Linked DNA regions of Homo sapiens: region 2 is linked to region 1. Evidence: read pairs that join two places in POLR2A ChIA-PET (ENCODE). Cell type or tissue: CD4-positive, alpha-beta T cell. All regions are shown on one strand. Links, peaks and the distances in the headings refer to the core of each region. The heading gives the core; the rest is flanking DNA.

Region 1 (5,000 bases), core at 1-5,000:
GGGTGAAACCCCATCTCTACTAAAAATACAAAAATTAGACAGGCACCACGTGGTGGCGCACACCTGTAGTCCCAGCTACTCGGGAGGCTGAGGCAGAAGAATCCCTTGAACCCAGGAGGCAGACGTTGCCGTGAGCCGAGATTGTGCCACTGTACTCTAGCCTGGGTGACAGAGCAGGACTCCGTCTCAAAAAAAAAAAAAAAAAAAGATATATAGGTCTATTTAAGAAAAGGTGTGGTGTGCAGACACAAGTGACTTGGGTTTGAATCTCATTTCTTTTATTTGCTAGCTATGTGAGCTTGGACAAGTCGAATAACTTCTTTGAGCCTCAATTTCCTCATATGTACACTAACAGTAATTATTTCAAAGTTTTCTAATGAAGATTAAATGAAATAATGCATATGTAGCACTAAGCATAATGCTGAGAACATAAAATACACACTTATTATCATGGCTTTAATGACTGAAACTGGACCCTCTGAAGATACCTGTGTAATAAAAGTGTTATGAATCCTTTCCTCACAGGCAAAGGACACTTCCCTAAACCTTTTCCCCCTTACCTAAAACTGTACATAAATTTTCTGATTTATTTTTACTCCCCAAATTTATGAATAACTGACCAGAAATTTGACTTAATTGGAATTGTGTTAAACCTTACCACATTCACTGAGAACTAGCATTTATTAAAGCTTACTATGTGATATTAACCATTCTTAGTTCTTAAAATGCATTATCCTCTGTCTGCTATAAGAATCCTCTAAGTTTCTAAGGAAACTGAGGCTAGGGGAAAATAAGATAACTTGGTCAAAGCTGACGATAGGGGTAAAGTCAGGACCTCAAACCTAGATATGGCTAATTTCAAAGTTAATGCTTTAATCCTGTAAATACACAAGGGGGTACAGTATCAAGCCAGATTTAATGAAAAGCCTGAATTGCACAAGAGTATTTTTAGGAAATGTAGGTTTTTAGTTTTGAGAGTATTTTAAGCTGCCATATACATGGCCACTTAAAAGTAAATTGTGAGGGTGGGCACGGTGGCTCAGGCCTATAATCCCAGCACTTTGGGAGGCCGAGGTGGATCGCCTGAGGTTGGGAGTTCGAGAACAGCCTGACCAACATGGAGAAACTCCGTCTCTACTAAAAATACAAAATTAGCTAGGCGTGGTAGTGCATGCCTGTAATCCCAGCTACTCGGGAGGCTGAGGGAGGAGAATCACTTGAACCCGGGAGGCGGGGGTTGCAGTGAGCCGAGATCATGCCATTGCACTCCAGCCTGGGCAACAAGAGCGAAACTCCATCTCAAAAAAAAAAAAAGTAAATTGTGGAAGTTCGTATTTTTTGTTTTTTTTAAAGGATTCAACTCACTATAACCTACCAAAACATTAAAGAAAAACCTTTTAAGTGCTGGACATCAAATGTTAAAGATGCTTTAACAGAATTCATTAACTTCCATTGCACTGTTTTAACTACTATATTTTAAGGCTCAATCTCTCTTGCTTATAAGTAATGTTCTGAGAACAAGAAACTGAAACATTTAACATGTTTTACCCAATGAAGAAAATAGCATTTAAAATTTCCAAGTAAATATAATACTATATAGATATTAAACACTGTTTATTAACAGCATTTAATAATACAGGAAAATTATCAGGTGGTAATGTTAAATGAAAAAAGCAGGATGAAAAATTTCACATACAAATGTGATCTCATTATCCTAAAAATTACACATGGAAATAAGAACAAACTATATAAAATGTAAACACTGACTGTCTCTAGGTGGTGAGATTATGGGCTACTTTAATTTTATTCTTTAGACTTTTATGTATTTTCTGCAATAAGCATGTATTACTTTCACAATCAGAAAAAGGTAAACATTAAACAAATTAGAAAAACAGACTCCACCAAAAATTACAAGTAGAAATTGATGAGGTTTGCAACTGCAAAAACTGTTTTACTACTCAAGTTTTTCATCTATAAGCAATGAAAACACATGAAGATAGAACATATTTTAAAGTGTGTGCATGTGTGTGTGCATATATGTGCGTGTGCATGTGTGTGCATGAGTGAGCACAGAGCTGCCAGCTGGGGCACAGCCTCAGCTGAGAGATTCCTGAGGCACCAGGTCACCTGATTCTAGGGCCTGCTGGTCTCCACTGGGCAGGTGGGGAGGGGCAGCAAGGCCTCCAGTTACAAGGGCACCTGCTTCCTCATTGCCTAAGAGGGCCCCAGGCTCTGCACACAACCCTGCCTCCTGCTGGTTAACAGGACTGGCTTGTTGCTGCTCCAGCAAACAATCTGAGGAAACCCCAGAGCCCACAAACCATCTGTGACCCAGACTGGTTCTTACTGAATCCTGTGGGTTCTCAGAACACTGTACTCCACCACAGAAAAACCAATCTGACGGCAAAGCCAGGCCACCTCCTCCTAACCCCTCCCTCCCCATGTTTGTTTTAGCTGGGTAAAAGTAACTCTGATTAACATCATTTACATGAACAACTTACCACTTACAGCTAATGACCATATGGCACAATAATGATCATGCACATTGTTAAGCATGTGCCAGATTAATTGTGTTGTTCATTGTACTTGATTACCATGGCAATCTGCACTGTAATCAGGGTGCGTTCATCTTCCATGACTATTTCAAGGTCATCCATTTAAACGGTTTAAAAATAATAGAATGCTTCAGGGCAGTAATCTTGGGCAATAAGGTTTATTTCTAAAGCCAGATGTCAGCGTTTAATTATAACAGTAATAATAAATTATGGCAGCTACATTTATCCAGAGTCTACCAGGTAAAGGCACGTTATGAGCCTAATGATATTTCATCCTCAATACAATCTTGTAAGTATCACTTTCCATGTGTGTGTGGTGTGTGTGTGTGTGTGTGTGTGTGTGTGTGTGTGTGTCTAACAGTTAACAGAGAGAATCCGAGCTGAGTGGGCAAAGGATTTTTAAGCAATGGAAGAGAAAAATGGAGACTAGACTCTCACAAAAGCTGAAAGGCAGAGCGTCAAGCTGTGTAAGGCAGGTCACAGGCAGTGAGTAAAGAGGAAGATGAGCAAAAGCTTTACCTCATCGATTAGATGAGGATGTCAGATACAATACAGATAGCAACACCTTAACATCTTAATAAGATGAACAACTAGTTCACACCTAGTCAGTCTGTACACCACCTGTTCAGCACATTTATAATTATGTAGAATTGTTTCTACATCGGGTAACATAATCAGTTTCCCCCACTCCTTGTTTATTTTATATTAAGTGTATAGGAAGCTCTGTTTTCTAAGAACGGTATGTTAACAGATTTTTTTCAGCAGAGGATCAGGAATCAGATCTGAGTTGAAACTCCAGTTCCAATCCTTACTGATAGTGTGAGCAAGAGTAAGAAATGTAACCACTCTGAACCTCAGTTTTTTCATCTGTAAAGTGAATACACTACAGTTGACCTTAAACAACACAGATTTGAACTGCCTAGGTCCACTTATACATGGATTTTCTTCCGCTTCTGCCACTCCTAAGACAGCAAAATCAACCCCTTCTCTTCCTCCTCCTCAGCCTACTCAATGTGAAGACAATGAGGGTAAAGACCTTTATGATGACCCACTTCCATTTAATAAATAGTAAATATATTCTTTCTTATAATTTCTTCTCTGTAGCTCACTTTATTGTTAAGAATACAGTGCGTAATACATAACATACAAAATGTGTGTTAATCAATCATTCATGTTATTGGTAAGGCTTCCAGTCAACAGTAGACTATTAGTATTAATAGTTAAGTTTGTCAGGGGGGAAATATATGTGGCTTTTTGACTGTTCAAAGGGTTGGTACCCCAACCCCTGTGTTGTTCAAGGGTCAAATGTAATTCCTGCCACATCGAATAGTTGAGAATTAAATGATAACCTGGGCACAGTGGCTCATGCCTATAATCCCAGCTACTCGAGAGGCTGAGGTGAGAGGATCATTTGAGCCCAGGAGTGATCTATCCTGGACAACACAGGGACACCCTATTGCTAAAAAATTGAAATAAATAATAGGAAGCATGCAATGAGATTAGCATAATGCGTGGCATTTGCTCAATAACTGTTATTATTGCATGCTAACTGGTATATTTATTTATAGATTTCAGTCATTTAAGACAAAAATGTTAAAGTTAAGTAAGTAAATGTAAATGCAAAATGCCTGAAAGGTTATGAAGGAAGGATGGCTTGATTGTGGCCTTTAAGAATGTTGTACTTACCCATAAATACAAGAGATGTCAATAACCACATCTATCATATCACAGCAGAGCTCATAGGTTTGCATATCCACCGGAGTACTATCAGTTGCAATATAAATTTTACTGACCACATCAAATAGAAATGCCTTTTCAATTCCAGAATTCTGAAATTTAAAAAAAAAAGTTGCCTTAAAGCAACAGTCAACTTCAGACCATGTCATGACTACACAAAATTGAATGCCATTCTTAATGTAAAATACAAAATGAGCAAAACTCGCTACTAAAAATTTAAATTGTATCATTTTATTACAATTTAAACTTCACTGTCATAAACTTCTCTATACTGGACTTGCATAAGAAATAAAAAGTAGAGGCCGGGCATGGTGGCTCACGCCTGTAATCCCAGCACTTTGGGAGGCCAAGGCGGGCAGATCACCTGAGGCCAGGAGTTCGAAACCAGCCTGACCAACCGGGAGAAACCTGTCTCTACTAAAAATACAAAATTAGCCAGGCGTGGTGGTGCATGCCTGTAATCCCAGCTACTCGGGAGGCTGAGGAAGGAGAACTGCTTGAACCCAGGAGGCGGAGGTAGCGGTGAGCCGAGATGGCGCCATTGCACTCCAGCCTGGGCAACAAGAGCAAAACTCCGTCTCAAAAAAAAAAAAAGAATTCGAATGACCACAAATTATTTATTTTAGGTAACCAAATTGAGCAATATTTCCTAACTCGTAGAGATACATACCTGCAATTAGGAAAAGGCCAAGTAAAAATACTTTTACT
Region 2 (16,920 bases), core at 6,545-11,544, 330 kb before region 1:
CTCCGGTCCCACCTAAGGGCTTTCCAAAGTCCGCAGGAACCAGGCCAGCTGAGTATTCACATAGCCGCTCTGTTCAAGTCACACTCCAGATCCGTAGTGTTATTGGTGAGAACAATGACTAACTAGCAGGATGATTTACATGCATGCGAGTTCCAACTTGGCCTTTTTCCTGTCAGCAAAATTTACTACTATCTTCTAGCTGTCTTCCTACGTCAGGACTAAAAATGGTTACACTCCTAGCAGTAGAGCATATCCAGCCAACTGACAAGCAAAGAAAGATTAAGGACAAGTACATAGACAACATGGGGTGGACTTTATCAGAAAGGACAAGGCAGATACAGTGCTGGCCAAGGAGTGTTGCAAGTAAGGAATTTCCTGGAGCCTTATGCAAACTCCAGTAATCCCAGGCAATGATGCAGTTTCACTTCTGTTTCATATTAACGAGTACTAGAAACACATAATGAGTGACCTAGTTCTTTTCCAGTGGATTTTCCTTTTATTAGAACTATGCTCTGGTAGGTTACTTAATTATTTAAAAACATCAACACTGAGCACTATTTTAAGCTAGACCTTGACTTTAAATTTCAAATATGTCATTATAGTATTTAATAAATATAAATTCAGTTTTTTAAACAGTTTTTGTGGTTTTTTACATTCCATGAAATTCACCCATTTGAAGTGCACAATCAAAAATTTTAAGTACATTCACAGAGTTGCACAATCATCACCACAATAAGAATTCATTTTTGAGCTTTTTATTTCAGTTTTTCAATAGATGATAATTTCAAGAGGAAATGATAGGCCACAAAAAGTCTGTAACTGGGGGATGAAGCAAGATGGCAGAATAAAAGTCCCCACCACTTATCCCCTGCCGCAGGAAGACCAAATTTAATAACTATCTGCATAAAAAAGCACCATCATTGGCCGGGCACGGTGGCTTGTGCCTGTAATCTCAGCACTTTGGGAGGCCAAGGCGGGCGGATCACAAGGTCAGGAGATCGAGATCATCCTGGCTAACATGGTGAAACCCCGTTTCTACTAAAAAATACAAAAAATTAGCCGGGCGTGGTGGCAGGCACCTGTAGCCCCAGCTACTTGGGAGGCTGAGGCAGGAGAATGGCATGAACCTGAGAGGCGGAGCTTGCAGTGAGTCGAGATCATGCCACTGCACTCCAGCCTGGGCAAAAACACCGTCATAACCAAAAATCAGGTGAGCACTCACAGTACCTGGCTTTAACTTCATCTCACTGAAAGAGGCACTGAAGAGGGTATAAAAGACAGCCCTGAATTGCCAACACCACCCACCCCTCATCCCCTCCTGCACCCCCACAGCAGCTGTTGCGTGGCACAGAGAAATGTGTGCTTGGGAGACAGAAAGCCCAGCATTGTGAGATTTTGCATTGAACTCAGTGATGCCCTGTCACAACAGAAAGAAAAACCAGACTGAATTCAGCTGACACTCACCCACAGAGGCAGCATTCAGACCAGCCCTGGCCAGAGGGGAAATCACCCATCCCGGTGGTTGGAACTTGAGTTCTGGCGAGCCTCACACTACAGGCTGAAGTGCTCTGGAGCCCTAAATCAACTTGAATGACAGTCTAGGCTGCAAGGACTTCAAGCCCTAGTGCTGTGCTGGGCTCGGAACTAGTGGACTTGGAGAGCACATGCCCCAATGAGACATCAGCCAGGGCAGCTAAAGGAGTGCTTATGCCACCCCTCCCCCAACCCCAGGCAGTGCAGCTCACAGCTCCAGAAGAGAACTTTTCCTTCTGTTTGACAAGAGGAGAGGGAAGAAAAGGATGACTTTGCCTTTCATCTTGTATACCAGCTCAGCCACAGTAGGATAGGGCACTGGTCAGAGTCATGAGGCCCTATTTCAAGCCCTAGTTCCCAGACAACATGTCTAGACACACTCTGGGACCGAAGGGAAACTACTGCCTTGAAGGGAAAGACCCAGTCCTGGCAGGATCCGTCACCCACTGACTAAACAGCCCTTGGGCCCTGGTTAGAAATTTATTCAACCAGACACACTCAATCATCTTTCTCAAGTTCAAAGTACTACAGATCTCTAGGGCAGGGGCAAAATGCCAGCAGTCTCTTTGCTAAAGCATAACAAGAGTCACCTTTGCTCCAGTACCCAACAAGTTTCTCATCTCCATCTGAGACCACCTCAGCCTGGACTTTATTGTCCATATCACTACCAGCACTTTGGTCAAAACCATTCAACAAATCTCTAGGAAGTTCCAAACTTTCCTACATTTTTCTATCTTCTTCTGAGACCTCCAAACTGTTCCAACCTCTGCCTGTTACCCAGTTCCAAAGCTGCTTCCATATTTTTGGGTATCTTTACAGCAGCACCCCACTCCTGGTACCAATTTACTGTATTAGTCTGTTCTCATGCAGCTAATAAAGACATACCCAAGACTGGGTAATTTATGAAGAAAAAGAGGTTTAAAGGACTCACAGTTCCACAGGGCTAGGGAGGCCTCAGGAAAATTCCAATCATGGCAGAAGGGGAGGCAAACATGTCCTTCTTCACCTGGTGGCAGCAAGGAGAAGTACAGAGCAAAGGGGGAGAAAAGCCCCTTATAAAACCATCAGATCTTATGAGAACTCACTCACTATCATGAGAACAACATGGAGGTCCCCATAATTACCTCCCACCAGGTCCCTCCCACAACATGTGGGGATTATGGGGACTACAGCCAAACCATATGGGTGGGGACACAGTCAAACCATATCACACCTGCTCCTCTTTAAACATGGCTGGAGGAAAACAATTAACCATATGAAGTGGCTCACATTAAATTATGACCACTATCCTTAGGTGTGCCCTTAGGGCTGCCTGACAATCCTGCATTTCCCTAAATCGTTCACTTTTTTGCACCTTCTCTTCTCACCTTAAATCTTACACAGTTGATGACCCTACCTCCCTTTCCCTAAGAAGAGGATGCAACCAGAAAAATAGTCTTCTACATGCTACCTTTACCACATTTACGATTTTCTCTGCCTTCCTATGAGTGTTGTCATGGATAAACTAAGCTCCTGTCCAAGGTCATTGTCTCCACTTGTGTACTAAATCCAATATTCTCTTGCCTACTCAAAGATAATTACCTCAGAAATTATCCCTCTGTTCTGCACAGTCAAATTTTACTCTCTACTAAATCATTTCAATCAGCCTATCAACATACTCTAAAATACCCTCATCTTTTTCTTTTTTTTTTTTTTTTTTTGAGATGGAGTCTCTCTCTGTTGTCCAGACTGGAGGGCAGTGGCATGATCTCGGCTCACTGCAAGCTCCGCCTCCCAAAAGATACCTTCATCTTAACATATGACGTTGTCTATCTCTCAACCCCATGTGTCCCTTCTGCCTGCCACCTTATCTGCCTCTCTTTACACAAAACTTGAAAGCATTGTCTATATGTGCTGTCTCCAATTCTTTTTCTTCCATTCTCTGTTGAACCTACTCCAATCATATATTTAGATGCCTGAGTGATATCACCAATGTATATTTATTAGGCATGTTAAATGTAGATGTCTGAAAGAAAATGCCTGATTCCTCAGCCCCTAAATCTGTGCCTCCTTGTTCTGTGAAAGGGCCATATATGCAAAGCAGCCTCAAATGCCTAAGGAGCCAAGAAACCCAAAAACGAGGCAGATGTAGGTCAGTATAGGGTGTTTTACTGGAAGAACTTACAGATGGAGGCACGGTCTTGGGAGGCCGCAAGACAGGTAGATTTCTGCATTGTTACTCCCCAGACCCAGGGCTTATGTACCATAGGGTAAGGGTGTACATGCTCCCTCCACCAAGACAATGAAAGGCAATCCTCCAGAACAGGCAAGAATGCTATATGCATCATAGCCTCTAATGTATGCGATAACATCAAGGTTGCTTTGTTTTTACACTTGGGACAGTAAATAAAGTAGAAACCAGGAGGCATTCACAGGACCAGGGCTAATCAGAAGTCAACATGGCAGATTAACCTCCAAGATGGAATCACTTTTGTCTCCACACTCCTGTATTCTTCCTCATCTTAGTAAATGGCAACTGCATCTTACCAGTTCCCCAGCCAAAAACTGGTTTTATCCTTGACTCCTCCCTTTCTCTCATTTTTTATGTTCAATCCATTGATAAAGTCTGTTAGCTCAATACAGAATACATCCTGAATTTCACCACTTCTTGCCACCATTATCATTACCACTGGGGATCACGATTTTATCACCTTCTGCCTGCATTACTGCATCAGACTCCCAATTGGTCTCTTTGCTCCCACCCTTGCCCCTCTATAATCTCATTTTAACATGGCAACCAGAATGGTCCTTTTTATTTATTTATTTATTTAATGTTTTTCCAGAGGTACAGTCTCAGTCTGTCACCCAAGCTGGAGTGCAGTGGTATAATTACAAATCACTGCAGCCTTGAACTCCTGGGCTCAAGCGATCCTCCCACCACAGCCTCCTCAGTAGGTATGAATACAGGGGTGCATGCCACCATACCTGGCTTTCTCTTTTTCGTTTTTTTTTTTTGAGACTGACGAGGTCTCCCTATGTTGCCCAGGCTGGTCTCGAACTCCTGGCCTCAAGCAATCCTCCTGCCTCAGCCTCCCAAAGCTCTGGAATTACAGACATGAACCACCATGCCTAGCCAGAATAGTCCTTTGTAAATGCAAGCATATCATGCCCCTCCTCTGCTTAAAACACTCCAACACTCCAATAGTTTCCCATCTCAAAGAAAAACTTTGCAACAAATTCATTACATAAACTACAGGCCCTACACTCTTGCCCCTTCTTACCTCTGTGTCACCATCTTCTTCTTTAAATTTTTTTCTTTTTTGAGATGAAGTCTGGCACTGTTGCCAAGGCTGGAGTGCAGTGGAGCAATCTCAGCTCACTGCAACCTCCACCTCCCGGGTTCAAGCGATTTTCCTGCCTCAGCCTCCCCAGTAGCTGGGATTACAGGCACGCGCCACCACACCGGGTAATTTTTGTATTTTTAGTAGAGATGAGGTTTCGCCATGTTGGCCAGGCTGGTCTTGGACTCCCGACCTCAGGTGATCCACCCACCTCGGCCTCCTAATGTGCTGAGATTACAGGGTGAGCCACTGTGCCTGGCCTTGGGTCACCATCTTCTGATTCTCCCTCTTAAATATTCTGTTCAGCCACACGGGTTTCCTTGCTGCTCTTCCAACAAGCCATATACATTCCTGCCTTAGGTTCTTTGTACTTGCCCTTCCTTTTGTTTGAACCATTCTTTCCCCCAGATATTGTTACGACTTTCCCCCTCATTTTGTTGAGGTCTCAACTCAAACCTTGCCTTATGAGTGAGACTTTACTTGACCACTGTATTCAAAACAGCAAAATCCAAAACCTCTATCCTCGCACTCCCAATCCCCCTTGCCCTGCTTTATTTTTCTCTATAGAACTTATCACCATCAGGGCCTAGCATGGTGGCTCATGCCTGTAATCCCAGCACTTTGGAAGGCCGAGGCGGGTGGATGACCTGAGCTCAGGGGTTTGAGACCAGCCTGGGCAACATGGCAAAACCCAGTCTCTACAAAAAGTACAAAAAATTTGCCAGGTGTGGTGGCATGTGCCTGTAGTCCCAGCTACTTGGGAAGCTGAGGCAGGAGGATTACCTGAGCCCAGGGAGCCTACAGTGAGCCATCCATGATCACGCCACTGCACTCCAGCCTGAGCGACAGAGTGAGGCCCTGTCTAAACAAAAAAAAAGAAAGAAAAAAGAGCTTACCACCATCAGGTGTGCTACATGTTTGTTTATTTTTGTGGCATCTCATGAAACATAAACCCTATCAAGGCAAGAACTTTGTTTTATTCATTTCCACATTTCCAGAGCCTAGAACAGTGCCTGGCATACTATGTGTCCTGTTTTATAATAAACACTGATGATACAGCGGTGAACAAAAAGACAAGTAGTGATAAGAGCCATGAAGAAAATAAGTCATATCACTGTAAAGGAATAGAGAGGGGTGGGAGTGTCATTTCAGAGGATATGTGAGGCAGCCTTTGACAGGATCCTTGAATTTAGTGTAGGAGTGAGCCCTGCCGAGGTCTGGGGAGTGCGTTTCAGACAGGCTCCAGCAAGAGAGGCCCTTAGACCAGGCCAGCTTGGCATGACCAAGGAAAAGCAAGGCTAGTGCGTGGGGAGAGGCAAGAGAGGGAGTGAGAGTGATCGGAGAGGTAGTCAGGGGTCATGGTAAGCACTTGGGATTTTTCTCTACAAGATAGAAAGCTGTTGGAGGCTTCTGAGCAGACCAGTGACAGGATCTGATTCTCATTTTAAAAAATCACTTTGCAAACACCCCATGTTCTCACTCATAGGTAGGAATTGAACAATGAGAACACCCGGACACAGGAAGGGGAACATCACACACCGGGGCCTGCTGTGGGGTGGGGGGAGGGTGGAGGGATAGCATTAGGAGATATACCTAATGTCAATGACGAGTTAATGGGTGCAGCACACCAACATGGCACATGTATACATACGCAACAAACCTGCACGTTGTGCACATGTGCCCTAGAACTTAAAGTATAATTTAAAAAAAAATTTTTTTTTTAAATTTAGTTGCCATGTGGGCAACTAAATGTAGAGGGGCAAGGCAGGGCAAAGGGAAGCCAGTTAGGTGGCTTCTGCAGTGTTAGGTGGGAGTTGAACTTGGTAGTAGCAATGAAGGCAGGGAGAAATGGTCATATTTGAGATTTTATATATATATAATAATTTCAGAGAGAGAGATATATATATATATATATATACATATATATAAACGCTCACATATATATCTCATAGGATTTACTGATGGATTAGGTGTGAAATGGGAGAGAAAAACATTAAAGGATTACCTTAAGGTTTAGCCCCGAGCCACTGGAATGGGGAACATTCAAGAAGGAATAAGTTTGGAGGTGGGGAGTGGGTGTTTAAATCAAGAGCATCCAAGGAATGGATATGGACAGAGATATCCAAGGACTGAACCCTGAGATGCTCAGGACAATGGGAAGAATTAGTCAAAGGAGACTTGGAGAGATACAGGAGAGGAAGAACAGGGTGGAGTGCTGGAAACCAAATAGAATAAAAAAAGGTTTTAAGAAACAGGAAGTGATCAATTGTGTCAAATGCTGCTGACAGGTGGAGTAAGATAGGACTGAAAATTGATAATAGGATTTGGCAATGGAGAAGTCACTGAAAAAGTGGTTTTGGTGGTGTGGTCGGCGGGGCAGAAAGACTGATCATAGTGGGTTAAAATGGATCTGATAGATTTGGGATCATGTAGTACTAATTATTGGCCTTGGGCAAATCGTTTAACCTCTCTGCCTTTTTGTTTTCTCATCTGTCAGAAGGGACTTATAACTGTAATCATCCAATGGGTTCTTCCTATCCACTGCACAGATAAAATCAGTTCATAGTGTTGAACCAATGGATGCTGAAGTGGCAAGATCACTTGAGGCCAAGACTTTGAGATCAGCCTGGGCAATATTGTGAGACCCTGGCTCTGCAAAACATAAAAAATTCAGCCAGGTGTGTTGGCTCATGTGTAATCCTAGCTACTTCAGAGGCTGAAGTGGGAGGACTGCTTGAGCCCAGGAGTTTGAGGCTGCAGTGAGCTACGATCACACCAGTGCACTCCAGCCTGGGTGACAGAGTTAGACCCTGTCTCAAAAAAAAAAAAAAAAAAAAAAAAGAGCCTATATAAGACAAGCACTTTGCATATTTGATCTTATTTAATTTTGTCTCATCCAAATGTAAACACACTAGAGCGTTGTTACTTTTTTTTTTTTTTTGAGGCAGGATCTCACTCTGTCACCTAGGCTAGAGTTCTATGGCTCACTGCAGCCTCGAATACCCAGCTAAGGCAATCCTCCCACCTCAGCCTCTTGAGTAGCTGAGACTACAGGCACACCATGCCTGGATAATTTTTTAATATTTTTGTAGCGATGGGGGTCTCTCTATGTTGCCCAGACTGGTCTCAAACTCCTGTGTTCAAGCAATCCTCCTGCCTCGGCCTCCCAAAGTGCAAGGATTACAGGCATGAGCCATCGTGTCCAGCCTACTTTTTCTTTAAAAAGACAAAACAGCTGGGCATGGTGGCTCATGCCTGTAATCCCAGCACTTTGGGAGGTGGGTGGATCACCTGAGGTCGGGAGTTCAAGACCAGCCTGACCAACATGGAGAAACCCCATCTCTACTAAAAATACAAAATTAGCCAGGTGTGCTGGCACATCCCTGTAATCCCAGCTATTCGGGAGGCTAAGGCAGGAGAATCCCGGGAGGCAGAGGTTGTGGTGAGCTGACATTGCGCTATTACACTCTAGCCTGGGCAACAAGAGCAAAACTCCATCTCAAAAAAAAAAAAAAAAAAAAAAAGACAAAACTCAATATGAAAAGATCAAATAGAAGTAATAAAGGAAGTATCTAATTTTTTTCTTTTCTTTCCTTTTTTTTTTTTTTTTTTTGAGACAGAGTCTTGCTCGGTCACTCAGGCTGGAGTGAAGTGGCACAATCTCGGCTCACTGCAACCTCCACCTCCCAGATTCAAGCAATTCTCCCTGCCTCACCCTCCAGAGAAGCTGGGATTAAAGGTGCCCACTACTAGGCCCCACTAATTTTTGCATTTTTAGTAGAGATGGAGTTTCACCATGTTGGCCAGGCTGGTCTCAAACTCCTGACCTCAAGTGATCCACCCGCCTTGGCCTCCCAAAGTGCTGGGATTCCAGGCATGAGCCACCACGCCCGGCTTCATTTTTCTTTTTGATCCTGAATATTTCACGTTCTTTTTTTTTTTTTTTTTTTTTTTTTGAGATAGGATTTCACTAGTTGCTCAGGCTGGTCTTGAATTTCTGGCCTCAGGTAATTCTCCTGCCTCAGCCTCCTGAACAAAAAAAAACACAAACAAGCCAGGGTTTCCTTCAAAGACATATTCACCAATGTAGCTATGTCTGCCTTCCACCTGGTATTAATCTGCACACCTTGTGTACTTGTTTCTGTATTCCTGCAGGTGTTCGCTTGGTGACTGTAACACTATTTTCCTGTAAAAGTCCTTGAGGGCTGTCTTATTCCTCAGTCCTCAGGCCTTCTCCGCCCACCCTGCTTCTTCTGAGAGGGAGTGGTCCGCCAGCCTGAAGCTGACCTATTTTTCAAAACCACCCTTTTCCTTAGGGTGGTTTTTCCTTAGAGGCTATGCTGTGATTTATTTTTAAAGAACAGCCTTCTCTTGCACAGACCTGGGAGGTAAGCTACTCCAAATTACGAAGAAGGCTTCCACCAACAAGACAGATCTAAGAACCATTGTTTTAGGTCTGCATGCTTTTGAGCACAAAGAGTAAACCTTCCTGCAGCTTCGGAATATCTCTCTTCCTCTTTCAAAGCCCTTTCACAGCTTGGACTTGCTTCCTTTTTAGAGCCACCCTCTCAGATAAGGGTGGTTTTAGAAGTAGGAAGCCAGATTTGGGCGCAGGACAGAATGCTCTGAGCTCAGCCTGGCACGGTTGCACAGTGTGGTGGGAAGCAGACTGGCCTGGCTGGGCGCAGTGGCTCAGCCTGTAATCCCAGTACTTTGGGAGACCCAGGAGGGCAGATCACTTGAGGTCAGGAGTTCAAGACCAGCCTGGCCAACATGGTGAAACACTGTTTCTACTAAAAATTCAAAAATTAGCCAGGTGTGATGGCTCATGCCTGTAATCCCAGCTACTCGGGAGGCTGAGGCAGGAGAATCACTTGACCCAGGAGGCAGAGGTTGCAGTGAGCTAAGATCACACCATTGCACTCCAGCCTGAGTGACAGAGCAAGACTCTATCTCAAAAAAAAAAAAAAAAGGTGGGGGAAGTGTATTGGCCTCTAATCCCAGCTCCAGCAATTACGGCTTCTTCCTAGGCTTTTGTGTCCCTGTGTGAGAAACATGGACCAGAAGTGCCATCAAGTTCTCGCTGTCCCTGTTCTTCAAATGAGGACGTGAAGCCATGGAGATGGAAAAGTATGATGGTGGGTTCCTCTGAGGCTGTGTCAGAGGAGACAAGAGTGGATACTGAGGATGATTCATTAATCTTTCTTGGCAAAGAAAATTTTATGTGATGACTAGAAATTTGTTTACTCATACACAAATTCCTACCGAAACAGTCGAGAGGAGAGAAATAGCACATTGGTACAAATGTTTTTTCTTTCTGTAAGTCAAATAATCAACATTTCAGACATTTCTTAGAAAGTCTAGTAAATAGATTTATTTTCTTTTTTTTCTTTTTTTTTTTTTTTGACAGAATCTCACTCTGTCACCCAGGCTGGAGTGCACAGTGGTGCGATCTCAGCTCACTGCAACCTCTGTCTCCCAGGTTCAAGCGATTCTCCTGCCTCAGCCTCCTGAGTAGCTGGGATTACAGGCGCCTGCCACCACGCCCGGCTAATTTTTGTATTTTTGGTAGAGACAGGGTTTTGCCACATTGGCCAGGCTGGTTTCGAACTCCTGACCTCAAGTGATCAGCCCACCTTGGCGTCCCAAAGTGCTGGGATTACAGGCATGAGCCACCATGCCCGGCCAGATTTCTTGAAAGTTGTTTTAAAAGTGGTTATATTTCTTAGGCCTAGGATTAAGGGGTAGTTTTTATTGTTTAGTCTTTTTATGTCTGCTCTGCATCTTTCACCAATAATTAATAGAGAATCAATAAGTATTAGTTCTTTAATCAGGTTTTTTTAAACGAAATAAATGGCTTTAATTGTTCAAAAAGAAGGCAACAGAGGGAAAGAAACTTAAAAACTAATAATGGTGAAAACCGGCATTAGGCTGGGCACGGCAGCTCATGCCTGTAGTCTCAGCTATTCGAGAGGCTGAGGTGGGAGGATCACTAAAGCCCAGGAGGTCGAGGCTGTAGTCAGCCGTGATCATGCCACTGCACTCCAACCTGGGCTACAGAGCAAGACCCTGTCTCAAAAAAAAAAAAAAAAAAAGAGAAAGAAAAAAATTATTTTAATTTTTTCATAAATTTTTTAAAAATAGAAACAGGGTCTCAGTATGTTGCCCAGGCTGGTCTTGAATTCCTGGTCTCAAGCGATCCACCCACCTTGGCCTCCCAAAGTGCTGGCATTACAGCCACCATGCTTGGCCTGAAAAAAAATTAATAAATAAAAAATAAACTGACATTTACTAAGTTACATTTATTTCCTACTGAGTAGTACTGACTCATTGATTCCCCTCTCAACTCTGGAAAAGAAGCTGTTTATTATCCCCATTTTATATATAAGAAAAAGCAGAGAAAAGTTCAATGCTTCTGCCGAGGTCACAGAGCTAATAAATGCAGTCACTGGGGCTTCAACTAGACGGTGAAGTTCGGGGCCCCTGCTATTTATTATTGTGCTCTATTTTCTCCTAGATGATCTAAAAGTTAAGCATACTTGGTTTGGAAAACATGTAATCTTAGAGAACAGATTTATCATGCAAACTACATTTAAGTTAGTACTACCCGAACTTACATTAATAGAAGGCTGAAGGAGAGTAGTTTGAAACTGTTGTAGGTTTGGGATTTAAATTTTGCTAAGGATAAACCAGAGTAGATAAATCAACTCTGTGCTAGGGTTAATCGTATAGCCAACATTGGTTTATGTCAACAATTAGATTGCTTTGTATGGTACCTCAAAAAAAGTTGAAAGGTGATTAGAATTGCTCAGGAAAAGGCTGGAAAGATTACAAACTGCCAATCAGCTTCAAAAAATGAATTTAAAAATAAAAGCACAATCTATCCATGGAACAGGATTCCATCAGCACAGAAAACGATCAGGGAAAAACGGAGTATGTGCACACACTCTCCCCCACCCCCAAGAAAAGCTTCACTGACACCATCTCATTTTGTGTAAACAACACAGTTCCTGTCCTACCCTCATTGAGGAACCTCAGCTACTTTAGGGCTTTTAAATGTTGGTCTTTGTCCTCTCATCCTCTACTTCCTCACTTTTCAATCAGTTCTCCTCCTATGGCTGGATCCATTTAGCTGCTTATCACATTTCAGGAAACTGAAATAATCATAAAAGTGATTTCATGACCCAGAACTGAGGACAGACCTCACCCCTCACGCTCAATAAATATTTGCTGGATGGATGAATAATTGCTACAGCCGTGGTTCTTCTAGACAAGGAATTTCACCTTATATCCCAGGGTAGGAAAAGACACAAGACTGCAAGATGCAAGAAAGATTGCCTCCACTAAATAAAACAGGTTCTGGGCTGGGCCAGGTGGCTCACGCCTGTAATCGTTAATACTTTGGGAGGTTGAGGTGGGCAGATCGCTGGAGCTCAGGAGTTCAAGACCAGCCTGGGCAACAAGGCGAGACCCCATCTCCACAAAAAATAAAAAAATTAGCTGGGTGTGGTGGCATGTACCTGTAGTCCCAGCTACCTAAGAGGCTGAAGTGAGAGGATCGCTTGAGCCTGGGAGTTCGAGGCTGCAGTGAGTTGTGATCCCACCACTGCACTCCAGCCTAAGTGATAGAGCGAGACTGTCTCAAAAAAACCAAACAGGTTCTGATGGGGAGTGGGAGTGGGGAAGCTTGGGGTTTGGCAAGAACTGGCTATACTTTGCAACAAGTCAAATCTGGGTTCAAAACCTGGCTCTGCTCCTAGAGTATGACTTCACTTTATTTTCTCTACCTTGAGTCTCAATTTCTCCATTTAAAACGCCTTTTAGGGATGCTGTGAGTTTGGGTATGATGGGAGAGGCATTCATCCAGTTTCCTCCTTGATCCTTATCTTCATTCCCACTCCAAGAAGGAGCCCCTAATCTGATGAGTCATTCCAGGGACACTGATTGGGCCACATGAGAGGGGTTGTCTTTCTTCATCTTCTCGGAAGGCCAGAATTTTCTGGCACCCTCAGAAAAAGACCCGCCCTTTATTTCCCTCTCTAGCCCTGTCTTCTTTCTTGAATGCAGGCTGCATGTGATCAGTGACCAGTTCTTCACTCTTCTGCTTTTCCCTTCCAGGTAGCCTAAGTGGCAAAGAGGATGGGAACTGTTTCCTTCAGGAGAAAAAGACCTGCATCCTGTTTTCATTGCCTCCTGGGGTCTTCTTTTCAGTCTCCTTTCTCCCATGTGGTCATCTGGGTGGTAACACTTGGGTTTAGATTGAATGGGAAGGAAGAGTCTAATAGAGCCATTTTTGCCTGAGTTCCCTGCCTCAAGGCTTCAGATACAGTCCAGCAGCAGTAAAACGTTAATGCAGCCAGATTGAAATTTTATCACACTACATCTCAGACATGCAAATAAAATGTTTGAAATGGAACTTAAAATTACCAATAAAAGTATCTCATTCTTCGGACTTAAGTTCTCATTCCAGCCAATAACTCCCCATTAGAGCTGTTTCTCTCCCTTTGTCTTTTCATCCTTTAAGATGGTGTTTGAAGGGTGGTGCTTAAGTGACTTCATGGTGGCTCATAGCCCATGCTTTTCTCCTCTGGATGGTTGCCAACCTGTGCTGCAAAGATGCTGCTGTGCTCTTGTCCCTGAGCTGCCAATCCTAAGATCTGCTCTCCTTGCTCTCTTCCTTACCCCACCTCCATGGCTGGAACTTGTCTTACATCATATCTGCCTCCTTACCAAGATGAAATTTGTAAACACCACTTCCCAGGAGGGCTACTAGCAGAATGGCTATTGGGGAATAATTTATGGAAGAAAGAAAGAAAATACAGGCATATACACACAAACTCACGCATACATACAGTTCTTGTCACATTACTTTGATTTCTTTTTCTTTTTTTCCTAAATTTTTTGTAGACAGGGTCTCACTCTGTTGCCCAGGATAGTGTTATACTCCTGGCCCCAAGCAATCCTCCCATCTCAGCCTCCCAAAGTGCTGAGAATACAGGCATGAGCCACCAAACCGGACCCCATTATACTCTTTTATCGTCTCTCAGTATACCCCAGTAGGATGTTCAGGGATTTTCTGTTTTGTAAGCCCAGTGTTTGGAAGAGTGTATGGCACAGAGTACGTGCTCAATAAATATTTGTTGAATGCATGAATGGTGGGTCATATCTGCTGTGTATGGATTTATCCAGTTCAATTCTCAGGGGCAATCTTATTTCCCTTATCCCCAGGTGCTTGCAGAACAGCACGCAGAAGCTTATGTACTGCCCACAACAATCACCAACTTGGACGTGGTAGTTGAAGCAATGAGTCTTATGAGGTCCCTCAAGATGAGCGGGAAGAACAAAGTGGGGCCAAGAGTAGCTTAGAGTAGCAGTTCTCAAACTTTCAATCTCAGAACCCCCTTACAACTTTTAGAAATTGTTGGGGACTCCAAGGCATTTTCTTTACATGGGTTATGTCAATATTTATTGTATTAAAATTAAAACAAAAATTTTAATTTTTTGCAAATCTCTTGACAGAAGGGAGCTGGATTCTCATACCTACATCTGCATTCAATCTATTGAGATGTGTTTTGGTTGAAATCTGACCTTATACAGATAGGTGATTGGAAAAGGGAGGACCTCAGAGATCCCAGGGTTTCTCTGACCACGTTCTGAAACTGCTGTCCTAGAGCAATAGTTGCTGCAACAATGACAACAATCTTCTCTGCAACACAGCCCTCAGCCCTCCGGGAACCCCAGATTCTAATATTGGCACAGAATCCCAGCCTCCAGCCTCTTTGCTTAGAATTGCACAATTTTCCAGTAATGTATGAAACAGCTGGCAGCCTTGCGCAGGAAAACTGGATAGAGGTGAGTCCCTGAGGGAGTATGTTTGTCCTGGGTAAAAGCAAGTGGACTAGACATCCTAGAAAAGGATTGACACTTGAAATCCTAGCATTTTGGGAGACCAAGAAGGGAGGATTGCTTGAGCCCAGGAGTTTGAGACCAGCCTGGGCAACATAGCAACACCCTGTTTCTAAAAACAAACAAACCAAAACCCCAAGAAAGTGGGGTGTTGAGGAAAAGAAAACACATCATGCATTCTCAGGAAGGAGAGACAACAGCTTAAGAAGCTCAGGTACATTAATGAACAAACATGTCTCAGTGCCCAGGCTGAAGAAGAAACAATGAAGCTCAGCCTGCTGGGTGTGTGTGGAAGGAGCTGGCTCTCAGAAGGGGAAAAGTTGGTGACATAATTATATATCTACCTCTGTAACTTCCTGAGTCTAGCTGGCAGAGCCACAGCTTTGCCCACATTCGTTGGGGAACTGGTGGAAATATAGCAGACTCTTACCAGGTACAGCTGTAAGATGAGTAAATCCTCAGTATGTTGGAGTGGCCTTGTAACCATGGGTAGAAAGGCCTTAGGTAACACCTTCTGGTTTGTAAGCCCTTCCAGCCGTGGGCCAGCACCTTTACTACAGCCACGGGCCAAGGACACCTTTACTGTGTATTTTGCTTACCTGCTTTACAGAGAAAAGATACAGTCGGTCAGCTGTCAGTAGCCCTAGCCAGGCCCCAAATACCACTCACCTTCCTTCCATGACAAGTAGTCCAGCTCTGCGCTGAAAAAATGAGTGTATGTGACTGCTGCTGCAACCTGCAAGAGTCACATTTTAGTAAGCGGATAACAAGTCCAACCTTTGTGCTTAGAATTTTCCAAAGCTTTTTCTAAGAAATAAACTATCTCTATTGCACTTCATCCTATACTAACTTCTGATACCTTTTGCATTAATGCCTACATTGCTATTTAGGAGGCCTAAACATGATCCTTGTTTAACACAACAATTCCCAAGTCTAATACAGTGTTTAGCACATAGAAGGCACTTAAGTTTTTAGTGAAAGCAAGTTAAATAAATGAATTCTGATGATCTCTCTCTTTTTTTTGAGACAGAGTCTGACTCTGTTGCCCAGGCTGGAGTGCAGTGGCACAATCTCTACTCACTGCAACCTCTGCTTCCTGGGTTCAAGCGATTCTCGTGCCTCAGCCTCCCAAGTAGCTGGGATTACAGATGTGGGCCACTTCACCTGGCTAATTTTGTATTTTTAGAAGAGACAGATGTATTAGTCCATTTTCATACTGCTATAAAGAACTGCCCAAGATTGGGTAATTTAGGGAAAGAAAGAGGTTTAATTGACTCACAGTTCCTCATGGCTGAGGAGGCCTCAGGGAACTTACAATTACGGCAGAAGGCTAATGGGAAGCAAGACACCTTCTTCATGGGGTGGCAGGAGGGAGAAGTGCCAGGTGAAGGGGGGAAGAACCCCTTAAAACCCATCAGATCTCGTGAGAACTCACTATCACAATAACAGGATGAGGGAAACCACCTATGATTCAATTACCTTCAACTGGCCTCTCCCTTGACACGTGGGGATTACAACTAAAGATGAGATTTGGGTGGAAACACAAAGCCTAACCATATAATGGGTTTTCACCATGTTGGCCAGGCTGGTCTCAAACTCCTGACCTCAAGTGATCCGCCGGCCTCAGCCTCCCAAAGTGCTAGGATTTTAGGCGTGAGCCACCATGCCCAGCCTGATGGTCTTATTTAATGTGAACCAAAAGCATGTGCTTTTCATACATTATCCCATTTAATTACATTGTTCATGGAAAGCTGGCCTCCTCAAGAAGGTATAAGTTCTTTGAAAGCAGGAAAATTACAATATATTTGAGGCTTATTAAAGGCTTTACACACATCCTATACCCACCTATCTTATGGCAGTGCCCCTCAAATCCTTCTCAAAGATACTTTTTTCTTCTTCTTTTATAGTACTAAAAGCTATATTTATTTATCATTTTGCTACAGGGCAAGACGTGCTTATTTTGGTAAGTCCCACTAATGGTTTTAGAGTGGAGAAAGTTATTTATTTATGGTCTAATGTATTGTTTCCTCTTATTCAGAAACAGTCCCAGCTAAAATGGTTTACTTAAATATGTATTATGTAATCAAATAGGACTACATATTAAAGTACATAATAGGCCAGGCTCGGTGGCTCACGCCTGTAATCCCAACACTTTGGGGGG

Evidence for each region. ChIA-PET counts read pairs that join two places held together with the same protein. Peaks named below come from ENCODE experiments on the same cell type or tissue, not always from the same donor. Only the 100,000 strongest peaks of a DNase experiment are listed, where the experiment ranks them.
Region 2: POLR2A ChIA-PET joins it to region 1 with 5 read pairs; 3 of 35 experiments call an interaction of 5 or more read pairs at or near these places.

The regions. Positions count from the first base shown.
Region 1 is chr6:89,373,430-89,378,429 of GRCh38, forward strand. It overlaps RRAGD (Ras related GTP binding D), which reads right to left. Exons shown (of 7, transcript NM_021244.5): 5 at 4,242-4,384. Among named protein-coding and RNA genes, the nearest start is that of UBE2J1, 23 kb to the left of the region's middle. RefSeq lists enhancers at 1,668-2,168, 2,169-2,669. In CD4-positive, alpha-beta T cell, for the core only: a CTCF peak has its summit at 2,182; a DNase peak (open chromatin) is centred at 2,312.
Region 2 is chr6:89,035,735-89,052,654 of GRCh38, forward strand. No RefSeq gene overlaps it. Among named protein-coding and RNA genes, the nearest start is that of PNRC1-DT, 36 kb to the right of the region's middle. RefSeq lists a cis regulatory region at 1-467 and a silencer at 6,963-7,163. In CD4-positive, alpha-beta T cell, for the core only: no CTCF peak of the experiment used is centred there; a DNase peak (open chromatin) is centred at 9,447.